Regions from separate parts of the Homo sapiens genome. Here region 1 is linked to region 2. The links are chromatin contacts, found by Hi-C or POLR2A ChIA-PET in ENCODE. All regions are on one chromosome and are shown on one strand. Each heading gives the region's core, a stretch centred on a gene start or an enhancer-like site at or near the end of the contact. The rest is flanking DNA. Distances are from core to core; before and after follow the strand shown.

What was found. Hi-C counts contacts between places; a loop is a spot of excess contacts on that map. ChIA-PET counts read pairs that join two places held with the same protein, here RNA polymerase II (POLR2A). Pooled maps may share reads with other maps.
Region 1: a loop to region 2 is called in a pooled map, with 2.8 times the contacts of the local background. The contact joins the promoter of TFAM here to the promoter of BICC1 in region 2. A Hi-C loop is called at or near these places in 8 of 50 pooled maps. POLR2A ChIA-PET finds 5 or more read pairs at or near these places in 7 of 52 experiments (MCF 10A, PC-3, T-cell and 3 more).

Annotation. Positions count from the first base shown.
Region 1 is chr10:58,384,160-58,391,125 of GRCh38, reverse strand. It overlaps TFAM (transcription factor A, mitochondrial), which reads right to left and starts at 5,716. Exons shown (of 7, transcript NM_003201.3): 1 at 5,478-5,716; 2 at 4,788-4,906; 3 at 2,866-2,936; 4 at 2,307-2,456; 5 at 266-361. The coding sequence starts at 5,578. RefSeq lists enhancers at 5,316-5,972, 6,166-6,265 and a silencer at 5,656-6,035.
Region 2 is chr10:58,507,708-58,515,008 of GRCh38, reverse strand. BICC1 (BicC family RNA binding protein 1) reads right to left here and starts at 2,137. Exons shown (of 21, transcript NM_001080512.3): 1 at 1,676-2,137. The coding sequence starts at 1,865. LOC124902427 (a long non-coding RNA gene) reads left to right here and starts at 2,957. Exons shown (of 2, transcript XR_007062147.1): 1 at 2,957-3,349; 2 at 5,933-6,998.

The DNA of each region.
Region 1 (6,966 bases), core at 4,467-6,966, 130 kb after region 2:
AGAACTTTAATATCCCTACATATTAAAAAAAATGTTAAGTATTTAAATTTAAAAAGTTGGCAATGTATGTATGTATGTGTTGGCAACTACATACCTAAATTGATTGTATATGGTAAGAAAAAAGATTTTTCTTTAAAGAGGGCCTTAGCAAAAGAGTTTACTGTCTGGATATTCACTACTTTTCTTCACTACCTGACACATGGCACTCTAGACTTTTCCTGTCTAAATATTTTAAAAATTAAACAAAAATATATTTCAGCTTTACCTGCGGTGAATCACCCTTAGCTTCTTGGAATCTTTCAGCTACATAAACGTTATAAGCTGAACGAGGTCTTTTTGGTTTTCCAAGCAGTGTTAACTCCTGAATTAAAAAAATTGGAGGGTCAAAAATAGTGTTAACCTCCATGAGACTTAATTTTACCTACAGAAACTTTATTCACTACTACGCATTACAGATTATTCCTTAAAGTGAATGTTATGATTCTTATATAGTGTGATTATTACATCTTGCGGTCAGAATTTTTTTGACAGCACTGTTATGAAAATTATGTTAGATTTCACCAGTTATTTTCCATACAAAACCATTTCCTTTACCTATTATTCTCATAGTCTCCATGAACTAAATAACTGAATATATATGTACAAAACCTTTTTAAAAGATAAAACAACCTTAGGTTCATCCTTGTAAGATACTACTGTCCCCTTGACCAAATCACTGCATGCTTCCACCACAACCCAAGAACAATGGACTATTTGTTTAATAATCTTTCATCTCACTCCATTCCCTGAATGTCTCCACCTTTAAAGCTCCATAGTTGTGTTAAATTCATTTTACTAGTTACCAAAAGGGAAGAAACTGTGGAAAAGAATACAAGTATCCCTTACTATCAGTTTAATTTCTGAGTTCAGGGAGTGATATTGCATTATTATACTTAAGTTTCTGAATTTGGATAGTAAGTAGTACCTGTAATTTACAAAATTCTGTGGCTCTTAATAGCAATTTGGCTATAATCAGTAACAAATTCAACTTTTATTCATAACTGTAAGTAGGGCTCCTCTGATTTAGTTTCTTCTTCCTGAATCTCTCAGTCACTGAGTATTGAAACTACTATAGACTCCAAGCACTTTACAACTTAACTATTTCCCTCTTTGTTTCTAGAGCTATCACTAGGGATTTCTCTCCTGAGGGTTTTACTTGTAACTTCCTAGTCCTCACACTTCTCACTTGATCTCTGAACTAGTTGGTACTGGGAGTCAAGAACAATTACAAAAGAAAGAGAGAATGACAAGGGAAACTTTATAAATGTCCAATTCATGCTTCTGGTCCTCTCTACTCTTAGCACAGTGGGCTGGGTGCATTAAGGAGGAAGGGAGAATGAAAGAGGGAGGATATACTTTAGTAATCACTCTTCCAAACACCATCCTTATGTAGACACTCTATTTTTCACTCTTAGTATCTTTCTGGCTCCCTTTTACTGATTAGATCAGCCACCCTAAAGTAGCGGCATCATGGTCTCGAAACTGGGCGGGTCCTCAACCCTAGTGCTAGGACAGCTTAAAACATTAGGGTCAGGGAAAGACGTATTGGCATCCCACATTCAAGGCTGTAATCTAGTCTTTCAAAGAAATAGTTTTAACTCTGATGATCATTTGTAATAGTGTAGGTACACGACTAGCAAACTGACCACCTCAAAACTAATACTGGCTCTATGAAAAAAATGTATAACTTTCAAATGATGACATTTATGTGAATTAATACATTAAGCTGGGAACTACAAATTTTGAACCATGTGAGGTTTTTAATAGTTATTTCTTTGAAGAAAAAAAAAGAATTCCATCCTAAAGGCACTTAATTGATTAGATAAATTGGCATTTTTCCGATGTGTTAATGAATTAATGCAGTCTACTCAGCAATATTCCATATCAAACTCACCATAATCTATAGAATAATTCAAATTAATACGTTATTCTAAAGAAGACTCAGAAGCAAAGATTCTTGATACTCCTGGTTTGACTGTTTCATAACTCTGTTCCTGTAGTTTCCATTACTGTTCTACGAACTGTACACCTTAAATGTGGATACATCTGCAAGTAGCAACAAGGATTTCCAAACAGACTCAATGGCAAGTGGTCCTAGTGGCTATCTCACTTTTCATAAGAGAACTATCCCACTTCTGCCTAACTGAAGAATACTTGATGACATTCTACCATATTTTATTTGCCTATTAAGAGAAAACTACCTATATTCATAGTTATATAAATCTCAATTCTTTACCATAAGAAAAAAGTATTTCAATGATACTCACTTTTTTTTTTGTCATAGCTTTCCTTTTTAAATGTTTGTCCATGATTTCTTTTTCCAAAGACATAATCTGACTTGGAGTTAGCTGTTCTTTAAATCTGCTTATCTCTTCTTTATATACCTGCCACTCCGCCCTATAAGCATCTTGATATATCTATAAATAAAAAACCCAAGTAAGTCAACAAACCATTGCTGGCAAATTCAACATAGCACATGCCAGGGAAAGGCAACTGCATGACTTCAGACAGACAGATTTTATCACCAGGTGGAAAATGTGCTCTGGGATGAGATGTATATGGATTAAAACATACATTTTCCTTATATATACTAATCAAGGTGAGAGTTTAGTAATCAGCTTCCATTTTCAAACTACTGCCACTTCTTCACCTCCACCCCATACATCCATATTCTCATTATTTATGCAGATGAGAAGACATAAAGTTTCTTTGTAGATAACAGATTATTTTTTAAAAAGTCTGATCCATCTGGTCCTTTAAAGGACATGACAATTGCTCCTAACTGCAGAATAACTGGTCAGCAATGTTGAAAACTTATGTGCTTACTTTTTTCTTTGAATCAGGAAGTTCCCTCCAACGCTGGGCAATTCTTCTAATTAGTTCTGTAGTTTTTGCATCTATGGAATGAAATAAAAAGAAAAAAGATGCCACAATTTTACCTCTCAGGATTAATTTCTAAAGATATCCAGGAAAGCACAATCCATACCACACATAACTTAATATAATGATTTAACTTTCCTTTATCCAACTAATTTAAACGTAAGTAATTTATCCAACATTATCAAAAGTCTATTATCTAACAACTAAGGAGTATACCATATACCACCAGAAACAGTCAACAGTTTGATTACTAGGATTTTTTTTTTTTTTTGAGACAGGGTCCGTCACCCAGGCCATCACCCAGGCTGCAGTGCGGTGGTACAATCTTGGCCTAATGCAACCTCCACCTCCTGTGCTCAAGTGATTCTCCTGCCTCAGCCTCCCGAGTAGCTGGGACTACAGGTAGGCGCCATCATGTCCAGCTAATGTTAGTATTTTTTGTAGAGACGGGGTTTCGCTATGCTGCCCAGGCTGGCCTCAAACTCCTGAGTTCAAGCAATCCATCTGCCTCAGTCTCCCAAAGTGCTGGGATTACAGGCGCGAGCCACCACACCAGGCTGATTACTAGTTTAAGAAGCTGGATGATCAATTGCTTCAAGTTTTTTACTTCCCTTCCATATTTCAAGCAAAACACTTTTTCAAGTCTTTGAGGAATTCCTAAATTTATAAAAGCTAACAACAAAATACATTCTCGATCCATATAACACAGCCTCGTATTTCAATAACAGAAATATCATTTGGAAACAAGCTATTCGAAATTCAATCTGTTATTCTCCACTTCCTTCTTCATCTTAACCGGAATGATGGCGTGCAATTAATTGATTTTTAAAAATACCTGTTAGTACTAACTCTTACATTTAAAAGATGTGGGTACTTAAGCATGTCTCTGAAACTAACTCCTTACCTATAATGTGAGCTTTTTTTTAAAATTATTATTGTTTTTTGAGACAGGGTCTCGCTCTGTCACCCAGGCTGGAGTGCAGTGGAGCAGTCATGGCTCACTGCAGCCTCAACTTCCTGGGATCCAGTGATCCTCTCACCACAGCCTCCCAAGTAGCTGGGACTACAGGCACTGCGCCCCCATGCCCACCTCATTTTTGTATTTTTGGTAGAGACAGGATTTCCATGTTTCCCAGGCTGTTCTCGAACTCCTGGGCTCAAGCAATCCACCCATCTCGACCTCCCGAAGTGCTGGGATTACAGGTGTGAACCACCTCACCCAGCCTGATGTGAGCATTTTTTATTCTCGCCGAGAGGCTTTCTAGAGAGTCAACAAACATCCTACCTGGAAATGTTTTTTTTTTAGGAACCCAAGACAAGAAAGGATTTATCCTTTACAACCCACCATCCCCTTGGCAAGGTCGAGGTCTGAATCAAAGAACCAGAGTGGCTCTGAACTCCTATGATGAAAAGGTTTATCCTTTCTTATCTTGAAAGCTCTTGAAATTAGCAGTAAATTGCATAGAACTTTACAGTTCTACAGAACTTACAGTTTATGGATGCTTCCACAGAAGTTGCAACTTTATTAACAATTCCCTGAGCCAGAAAAAGGAGGAGCTAGGCAAGAGAAAATAATTCATCAGTGGTCCTCTAGACCAAAGGCAACAAGGCCCCAAATTCAGCTTTTTTATCCTCTTCCTAGGGTGCTTTCTACACTATACGTTATTTTTAAAATACCATTTACTAGTTCTCATTTATATTTAAAGCATTTCCATTTGGTATAAAATAGAACTTCCTATTTTACAGACATCAAATGATTGTTCCTGCAGTCACTGAATGCTTTAGCACTGCAATTCAACATTGGTATTTAACTGCTTAATGGCATTTTTATTACATGAGAAAAGGGTATATGCCCCAAAACTCCTTACCTGGGTTCTGAGCTTTAAATATGGGTAGTTGTTCTTTAGAAAATCGAAGGTAAGAACTTACAGGTTTCTTTGGACAACTTGCCAAGACAGATGAAAACCACCTCGGTAAATACACAAAACTACATATAAACAAAAAGAAAATAACCAGTGTCAGATGTTTAACTGTCAATATTCACATGTATATGAACACAGATCCCAAATAAGAAATGTCATCAAGATACTATGTATCCAACGCCTTCAACAAGAATGCTAGAGACTTATTAAAACCCTGTCCTAAACGGAGGGGAGCGTCTGCAGGACTGAAGTCTCAAAGCCCTTACCTCCTAGGAAGGGCAGGGAGTGAAGGAAAGCGTCTATACTCCAGCTCCTGGGCCCCGCCTCCTCAATGCCTAGATGATGGCCGGAGACTCGGCGCGAATTCGCAGAGGAGGCGGAAAGGATCCAAAGCTGGACAGTGAGGAGGGATGGGAGAAGCGAGTGGAGGGTAGCAAGAAGGTACGGCGTATTAAGAGAGTAAATAAAGGCCTGGTCTCAAGGCCACCGTCCCCTTGGCAAGGTCGCGGTCTGAATCAAAGAACCAGGGTGACTCTGAACTCCTAGGAGGGGCAGAAAGTGAAGGATAGGGTCTACATTCCAACCCCGGGACGTCCTGGGCCCTGCTGCCCCTAGGGCACAGGCAAGCGGGCCTACCTGAAGGGGGAGCGCAGTCGACTTCCACAGCCGGTGCACAGCTCTGCTCCAGACCTTCCCAGGGCACTCAGCACGCCCCACATGCTTCGGAGAAACGCCATCGCTCCGGTGGATGAGGCAGTGACCCGACCCCAATCTCGGAGAGCCTCCTGGCAATACACAACTCCAGCAATCACAACTGGAACCCGCGTGCGACCCTCCGGCGTGTGTTATCATGCCCGCCACTAGCGAGGCACTATGGGAAATCTGCTAACATCCGGTCGGTAGATGGGGGCGGGGCGGGGCGGAATTGGCGCAGGCGCGGGAGAGCGTACCCCGGTGGGCGGCCTTGCGGGGGAGGAATAAGAGCCGCGGAGATGAAGGGAAACCGCAATCCTCTAGCCTGCGGAGGGCTCTGGCTTCGAGGCGGCGCTGTTGAGCCACCTCTGTCCCCGGCCGCCCGGAGCAGTGGGTTCCTCTGCCGGGCCAGGAGGGTGATGGAGGGACCGCGGCGGCGGCCTCACCCCAACCCGGCGTTGGCCGGTGTCCGCCCGTGACGGTCACAAGGGCTGTACGTAACAGACAGTCCTGCATCCAGGACCCCGAGGTCCGATCGGCGGCTGCTGCGCGCCCAGCGGAGCGTCTCAGTTCAAGCCAGGGCTGGAGCTCGGAGTTCAGAAATAGTAACGGGAGAGGCGGGGATTCGCAAACCTAAAAATGCAGATTCCAAGGCCTTACCGCAGAGCTTAATTCCGTGTGTCTATGTGGGGCCCATTAATCTTCATTTTAGCGAGTTCCCCAGAATTTAACAAGTTCTAATGTCGGTGGTCTTGAGACCACATTTAAAGCAATATAGCTTTAGACTGTTTATTCTACCATCTACTGCAGTCTTTCAGTCTGGCCTCCAGCTTGCTTAATTTGAGCAGAGGAAACTGGCTAGTTGTCCACAGTCGCTAGTCTCAATTCTTCTAGTTCCAGTATTAACATTAACGTCTTGACTTGGGAATATTGCATTCCCTCGTTAAGATTCAGTTTCCCCCTCTGCAAACGAGGATGTTAGACTAAATCAGTTTTCCCAGCCAAAGCCCTGAGAACGTGTGACAAGTATGCCTTGAGACATTGATGTGTCAAAAATTGCTGTATAATTTTTTTATTTGTGTTATAGAAATACCATTTTCTGTATAGGCAATGGCATGAAAAAGATTAGGAAGACCTAAAGATACCTAAGGGTCCTTCCAGCCCTTAAATACCAGTTGTTTCAGAGCTAACCACCTTCTGAGACAGCCTTTCTTCTGTTGGATAGCCGTAATTGTTAGAAAATTCTTACCAGTGTCATATTGAGCTGACAGTCTATTTACCTTTCTGTAACTATGAAAACATTGGCTCTCTGGAAGTAGGACTAAGCCTACTTCTTCTTTTAAGCGGTAATAACCACTTCCCTTTTATAGACTCCCAGGGTTGAAAGGGACCTTCCAAGTCATCTGTTCAAACCTCCCATTCTGGCATGGAA
Region 2 (7,301 bases), core at 888-3,387:
TACTTGTTTGTGCGCAGGTGAAACAGATCATTCTTTCATATCACTCCAAACTAATGTAGAAAACTGAAAGCTGGTTGAAAAGGATGAGTATGTGCTACTATCAGTTCATTCCAAACGATCTCACAATATATGCCTGACATAAATTTAATATTTTGTTTTATAATCATAAACTAGGCAAAAAGAACCACAGAACAGACGAAATAACTGAAATGAGTTACTGAAATGCAACTGGGGCTTTAATTTCCAAATCTATCTTATAACGGTCTTACTTGAAGAGTTTATCACAGAAGTAACTGTCCTCAAAAGTTACATAATTTGAGAAAAAAAGAGAGGGAAGGGGAGAGACAGAGAAAGACATGACACACATTAGGGATGTTTGTCAATAAAAATAAGCAACAAGGGAGGAAAGCCTGTAGCACATCCAAAAAACGTCTGCCAAACACTCTTGCTATTTGTTTCCACCAAGTTATTGTTTTGGAAAACATGTTGTTCTCTCTTAAAATAACCTGCTTAATTGTTCTAAAAAGCCACTGCATTTCCACAGAGGGCTAAATCATTCCCATACTGCGATGCATTGACTGATAAAGTCAAAGTAAGTTATGCATAAAGCCACAAATAACGTTTGAAAAACTCCAAACTCCTCCATGATAAAAGAACACTAGCTACTGAATGAATCTTCACCAGCGCCCTAAGTGAGACTAACGCCTGGTCCCGTACACGTATTTTAAGAATAACAGTCATTCAAACTAACTCATTTCTCTCTTTGGATGTGGGAAATGAGCCACATCGGTGGCTACAGGTAGGCTAGTAATTATCTGTTTTAAGAAAGGTCAAAATGACCTTGGACGTTTTGACGTTCACTCCAACACTCGTATTATAAATCAGAATCTGTTTTCGGTCCAGTATGGTTGAAGATTTTCTACCTGGGAAAGTCCCAAAGAAATTAAAGAGTTAAAAATAATTCTAAGTTGTGAAAGACAAAGTCAGACACCCATAGCATAGGAAGATTTTTATGGACTGAATGTAACTCAAGATGTGTTTTATAAGCCTGTCAAGAGATGAACACTGTCCTCAAACACAGCAGCACTGCCTCCACACTCCCCCCTCGCTTTGGCTGCTCACCCCGATCCTGGCCCTCCTTGACCACAGGGGTGGGGGCGGGAGCTCCTGTCTTAAGCCTTGACATCTGCAGAGCGTTTCCCAATAGTGAGACAAGGCCCCTCAGCTGGAGGAAGTGGATACTGACAAGGGGAGAGAGTGAAACAGACGGAGAGAGACAGAACTCGAGGCTGCCAGGGAATGGGGAGGGTCACGCATACTCTGTGCGGCCCGAGTGGTCCGGATGGCACAGCCCAGGTGTCCGGGCTAAAGTTGGCATCTCCAAAGTCCAGAACGCAACTTGGGCGCGCCAGTACAAACTCGGCCTTCGGCTTTTCTGAAGCCAGTCAAGTTCGCACAGGGCCCCCAGCGCCTGGAAATCTGAGAGGCGTGGAAGGGTGGGGAGTCCCGCGAAGTCTCCAGTCCCTGGGTGTCCTCCGGCTCCGCGGGGGAGCGGGCCTGGAGCTAAACCGGCCGGCCGTAGGCTGGAGTAGCGGGCGCCGGAGCGCGCGGTGGGGATGTCCGAAAAGGAGTTAGAGGCTCAGTCGGAGAGTCCGAGAACACGAGGGATGCCTACCTTGTAACATGGCCTCAAGTTTCTTCCTGTCCACGCGGAAGCGCTCCTCGCTCCACTCCGGGCTGTGCAGGGTCGCCCCGGCGACCAAGTCGTCCTCGGAGCCGGGCACTGGGGAGTCGGTGCTGCGCTCGCTGTTGGAGCCGGGGTCCGACTGCGCCGCCAGGTAGCCGGGCTCTCCCTGGGCGGCCATGGTGGGCGCGCAGCGCTCGGGCTCCCGCTGCCGCCGCCGCTCTGCCTGCGCTGCCGCCTCCGCTCGCCGGCCGGGCTCAACTGGCTCCCAGCGCCGCGGCGCTAGCTCGTCCCCCTGCAGCCGCCGACGCCACCGCCAACGCCGCCGCCGCCACTGAGCCCCCGGCGCATCCCAGCCCCGGGCGCCGCCCACGCCACCCGCCACCCCGGGTCGCGGCCCCGGTCCGGGTCCAGTGGCTGCGCCGCCCCCCGCCAGCAACGCCCGCGCGGAATGAGCGCGCCGCGCTGCCCGCGCCTCCATCCGCAGGGCTCGGCGCCCCCTCCCCGCCCGCCGCCCCTACAGCCGCGCGCTCATTGGCCCGGCCAGCCCACGGGGAGCCGCGGCGGGCGGGCGGCCCCTGGCGCTCACACACTCGCGCGCGCACACACACACCACGTACACACTGCCACTTTCTGCACTTACACGTATAAATCCTTTCCATACATGCACTTTCATAGCTCCTCAAACACACACACTCCTGAACGCACATGGAGTATCCACGTAATTCCTGTCTACACACACACATCACACACACTACTACTTTTCTGCACTTACACATACAAATCTCTTCCCCCTACATGCTCTCATAATCCTCCAAACACACAAACACAAACACGCCAAGTTCAAGCACAGCAGAGTCCTGAACGCACACTAAGCGCATACACAATTCCGCTGTTTACATACATACCCTACACCCTGAAACTCACAGCCCCAGTTGGTTCCACAAGCTCGAACGTGAGGAAGAGGAAAAAGAAGGCTTGGAGAAGAAATCATGCCCGTCTTTCGCAGGCATCGCCATGGACGTGGCTCGCATGTAGTTCATACCTCCAGGAAGGGCTCAAACCCAGACACCTCGTCTCCTCCCAGCAAAGTGGCCCGCTGCACGAGAGGTGGACAAGAGGCTTACTCTTTTTATTCTGAGAAAGGGAATTTTTTTTTTTCTTGAATGGAGTAAGGAAGGAATTGTTTTCTCTGTGATTCTCAAGGAATGGACTCAGCAGACTTTTTTTTTTTTTTAAGTAGAAAAGGGGCTCGGAGATCGCTGTGTTGGCGAGCTGGATCCAGCTGGCACGTGGGCAGGGCTGTCTTGTCAGGGACTGAGGGCTTTTCTCTGTTTTCAAGGTCAGTCTCTGACAGATGACGGCCAGTAACCTCTGAGCCTCACTGCCGAGGGCCAGCCCACCCACGGCCTCTGTCAAGCTTGGATATGAAGCGCGGGGGAAGAGGAGACTCGCTCGTACTGGGTGTGCCCTTGGAACTCTGTTTTCCCAGTTCACACAGATTCATAGCCTATTATTTTATGACCCAAAGTACAAAGACTTGCGGGGAGGAATGATGGGGATAGCAGTTTGTCACTGCGCCACAGAAGGAGGCTGCCTGGCTCACATGTAGGAAGAGCCATATCACTGGCACAGGCCTCTGGATAATCATGGAATATGCTGAAGGTAAATCAAAATTATTTCAGGTTCAGCTGCCTAGTTAACAGGAATTGACCCTGTGATGGGTACAGATGAGGAAACTGAGACCGTGGGAAATAAAGTAACTTGACTAAGGTTGTCCAGCAGCAGATAATACAGCCAATTAATCAGACCCAGGTCTGTGGGTCTTTATATAAAGTCTTACCTTTTTGAGCGGAGACCCCTCCTGCCCAGAGTCACCTCCTGAAGAACTGAGAGCATCTGCACACTTAACTGCTCTGATTCACCACCATGTGTTCCTTTTATAAACTTGTTAATTACTGTTAATTTCTATCCAAGGCACTAGTTTCAGCACCCAAAGGGTTTATGTAGGAGCATTCCCACTGTTTTCCATCAGGGACATTTACTGTGTTTTTCTATCAACAAATATTTATTGGGACCCTACTATGTACTTGGCACTGTTAAGCCCAAGGAATAGTAAGCAAAGACAGACACATCCCTGTACTCCCTCCTGGAGCTGAAATTCTAATGAGAAGGAATACTGACCAAAAAATAAATCACAAATATAAAATCATGCCCGCAGTAAGCATTACAAACAAGAGACTCAAGATATGAGAAAACCTATGATAGAGTAATTGGATTCAGTCAGAGAGGTCAGTGAAGGCTTCTCGAAACAGTGACTCTAACTCAGAACAGACGTTGGAAGAGAAGTTAACTAGGCAAGGGAAGGAAGAGCCATCCCTGCAAATGATCATCTGATCATAGTAACATCCCTGAAGGTAGATACTACAATTATCCTCATTTTAGAGTTGAGGAAACTGAGGCACAAAAGGTAAAATGACTTGCTCAAGGTTGCACGACTAAGTTGAAGAATAAGAATTTGAACCCAGGCAGTCTCTTGAAAATTAGGCTTCAGGTGCTTTATGCTTAGCCAATAAGTTATATTGGCTCTCAATAAGATTAGCACAAGTAAAGACACTGTAGCAGAAGGGGGCAGTATGCATTCCCCCATTGGATGAACTAAAAGAAGGCCAGCGTAGCTGGTACAAGGAAACAAGGAATTAGGACTCACTGGGGCAGGAGTTATAAGTAAGAGGGGGCATATGTAAGCAGCATAGGTCAAATTAAGGAGTTTTTGTCTTTATCCTTAGAATAAAAGGAAATCATATAGAGGCTGTAAGTAAAGAAAGATGTGCTTAGATTTGCATTTTCAAAAGTTGACTATGGCTCTAGTGTGGAGAACAGACTGAGGGACAAGGATAGATAGAAGCAGTTGGACCAATTAAGAGACTATATGGGAAGTTTAGATAATAAATGCTGCTAGCTTACATAGGTGGTGAAGATGAGAGACATGAGAGGATTTGAGAAATATTTAAACAGTAAGTATCACCAAGTAGATTGGTGATGAATTAGAAATAGTGTGATGGGAAGAGAAATGTTGAGAATATCTCCAGGGTTCTGGCTAACATAATAAGAGAGAGATAGGTGTCATTAACTGAAACTGGGAATATTGAAAGAAAATCACAATGGAAGAAAGTTCATGAAGTTGAATTCGGCATTTTGAGTTTGAAATGATGTTGAGATCTCCAAGAAGAGATGTTGTGTTAGCAATTGAATAGGTCTGGAATTCAGTAAAGGAATCTTGGCTAGAGATTAAAATGTGTTACTTGTTTATAGGTAACAATTCTAGCCATCTACCTGGGTCAGACTGTCTAGGGAAAAAGAAGAGACTTAGAAGAAAAGGGAACCAAGGAATGTGACTTTTTAAAATTCTGACAGTGGTCAAGTAGAGGACAGTGTAATGTGAAAGGATATAGAAGCAGCAGTGAAAGAAGAATGAAGAAACAAAGCTGTGTCATGTAAACTCAGAAAAAGACTATTACAAAAAGGAAAGTGTGATCATCTTTGTTTACTAAGGGAAGTCAACATTTTTTTTATGAGATTGCTGAGACCTTGGCAAGAAAGCCATAATGGAGTGGTTGAGGACTGGGTATAGCTAATGAAATGAGAAGTAACAACAACTCTTTGGAAAAGGTTTGGCTGAGAAAGGGAGGAAGGAGCAATAGCTGAAGGATAAAGTGGGCATTGGTTGTTTGGTAGTTTGGTTGGTTAGATGGTTGATTTAATGGTTTGCCAGGTTTGAGCATGTTTAAAAGTGACTGGAAAAGATTCAGGTGGCAGAAATTGAGTATTCAACAAAAAGGAGAAGAATTAATATTATCAGGTTTTGAGAGCATGAACAGAATAGATTACAAGAGATAATAAGAGGACAAATAGCTCATCAGAAAGTAAACAAGATAGGTACAAATATAGGTCAGTTTGTAGGTTGCATTTTTACAACAGGAAGGAATTCCCATATGATGGATTGTATTTTCCCAAAAGAGTAAAAGTCAAGGTTATCTATGAAGAGTAGGAGGGAAAGAGAGCAGTCATAGGTTTGAAGAGAGTAGGGTTTGCTTTTGGTAGTTGAGAGGTTTTTATATAGCCTTTGCATCTGTAAAAGGATGAGTTGGCACTGTTGAGAGGCCAGTTGATGTTGGTAATCATAACTTTATAAAATTATAATTATAATCATAAATTTATAATTTGTCCTATGACTTTCTCCAACAGTACTCAGCTTCTTGAATGCAGGCACAGAGAAAACACAGGACTCCTGCCAAATGAATGCAGCATCAAGAGCCAAATGGCAATGCAGCAATGCCCAGTGGAAAATAATTTCCATGGTAGAAGTTTATACCCCGCAAAACTATCAACCAAACATAAGGCTAAAATCCATTCTCAAAAAAAAAAAAAAGTTTTATTTATTTATGCCCTGTCTGAGGTAGCTACTGAAGATTGCTTGCCACCGAAACAAGATTAAATCAAGATAAGGAGAAAATGTAGAATATAGAAAACAAGCAAGCTAGCACATGATAGAGGCAAAAGAGTTCCTCAAGATGATAATGAAAAGAGAACTCAAATTGGAGTAGGTCAGAAAACTCAGGGTTGAGATTTCTTCTAGATTAAATGGAATTCTTGGAATGGAAGAACATAGAGGATACTGAGACAGCTCATGAAGACTCTGTGGTTAAATTAGTAATCAGTTCATAGAAAACTGTGGTACCAAAAAGAAGACAATTATTAACTCCAAGTATAACAAAACATGCAGAAAAATTCAGAATAATCAGAGTATGCAACGTGGCTGAGTCGTAACTAGCATTTGTTTAGTTGTAATAATGTAAACCATGCATATTGATCTAACCTAAATTATGACATATCTGGAATAGGAATTTGAGGGATTGGGAAATGTGCCTGTGTGTAGTGGAGGCTTTGTGTAAGGGGAGGAAGTGGTGAAAAAAAATGAACCTCATCTGCTTTAAGGAAACATCAATAGATAATAGCTAAAATGTTTCAAAAATCAGGAGGAAGAAATGTAAGCATATTATTTGGAGACACAGTGGCAAAAGTAATATCAAGCTAAACGTTTTGGAAGTCATTGCTGTAGGAAATGGGAAATGGGGGGAAGGCATACAGTACTTCTGGTTTTTATACAAGTCTTCTAGAACAATTTGATGGGTGTATAACTTTAATTTTGGAAATGCAAATGAAGTAATACATGCTTATTACACCATTATTAATAATGATAAATATCATTATCATTAATGAATAATAAATAAATAGCAGAACCTTGAATTCATGACTTCTGAGTCAGGTGCTCTTTCTACAAAAATCAAACCAGAATTAGAATATTTACCAATCTTTTTGTTTTTATAGAGCATACATATATATATCTGTTTGTCTTTATCTTTCCACTTCATTCAAGAAAATAATACTTTTCAATCCATTCGAAGTCTAGGAACAGATCAGATGCCAAGTAATCAATTGTATAGATTTTCTTTAATGGAGTAAGGCTCTCAAACAAAAAAATCACTGAGAAAATTTAAATAACTAAGATCACAGCAAATCTTCAAGTTCACAAAATATGAAAACCCAAAAGAGA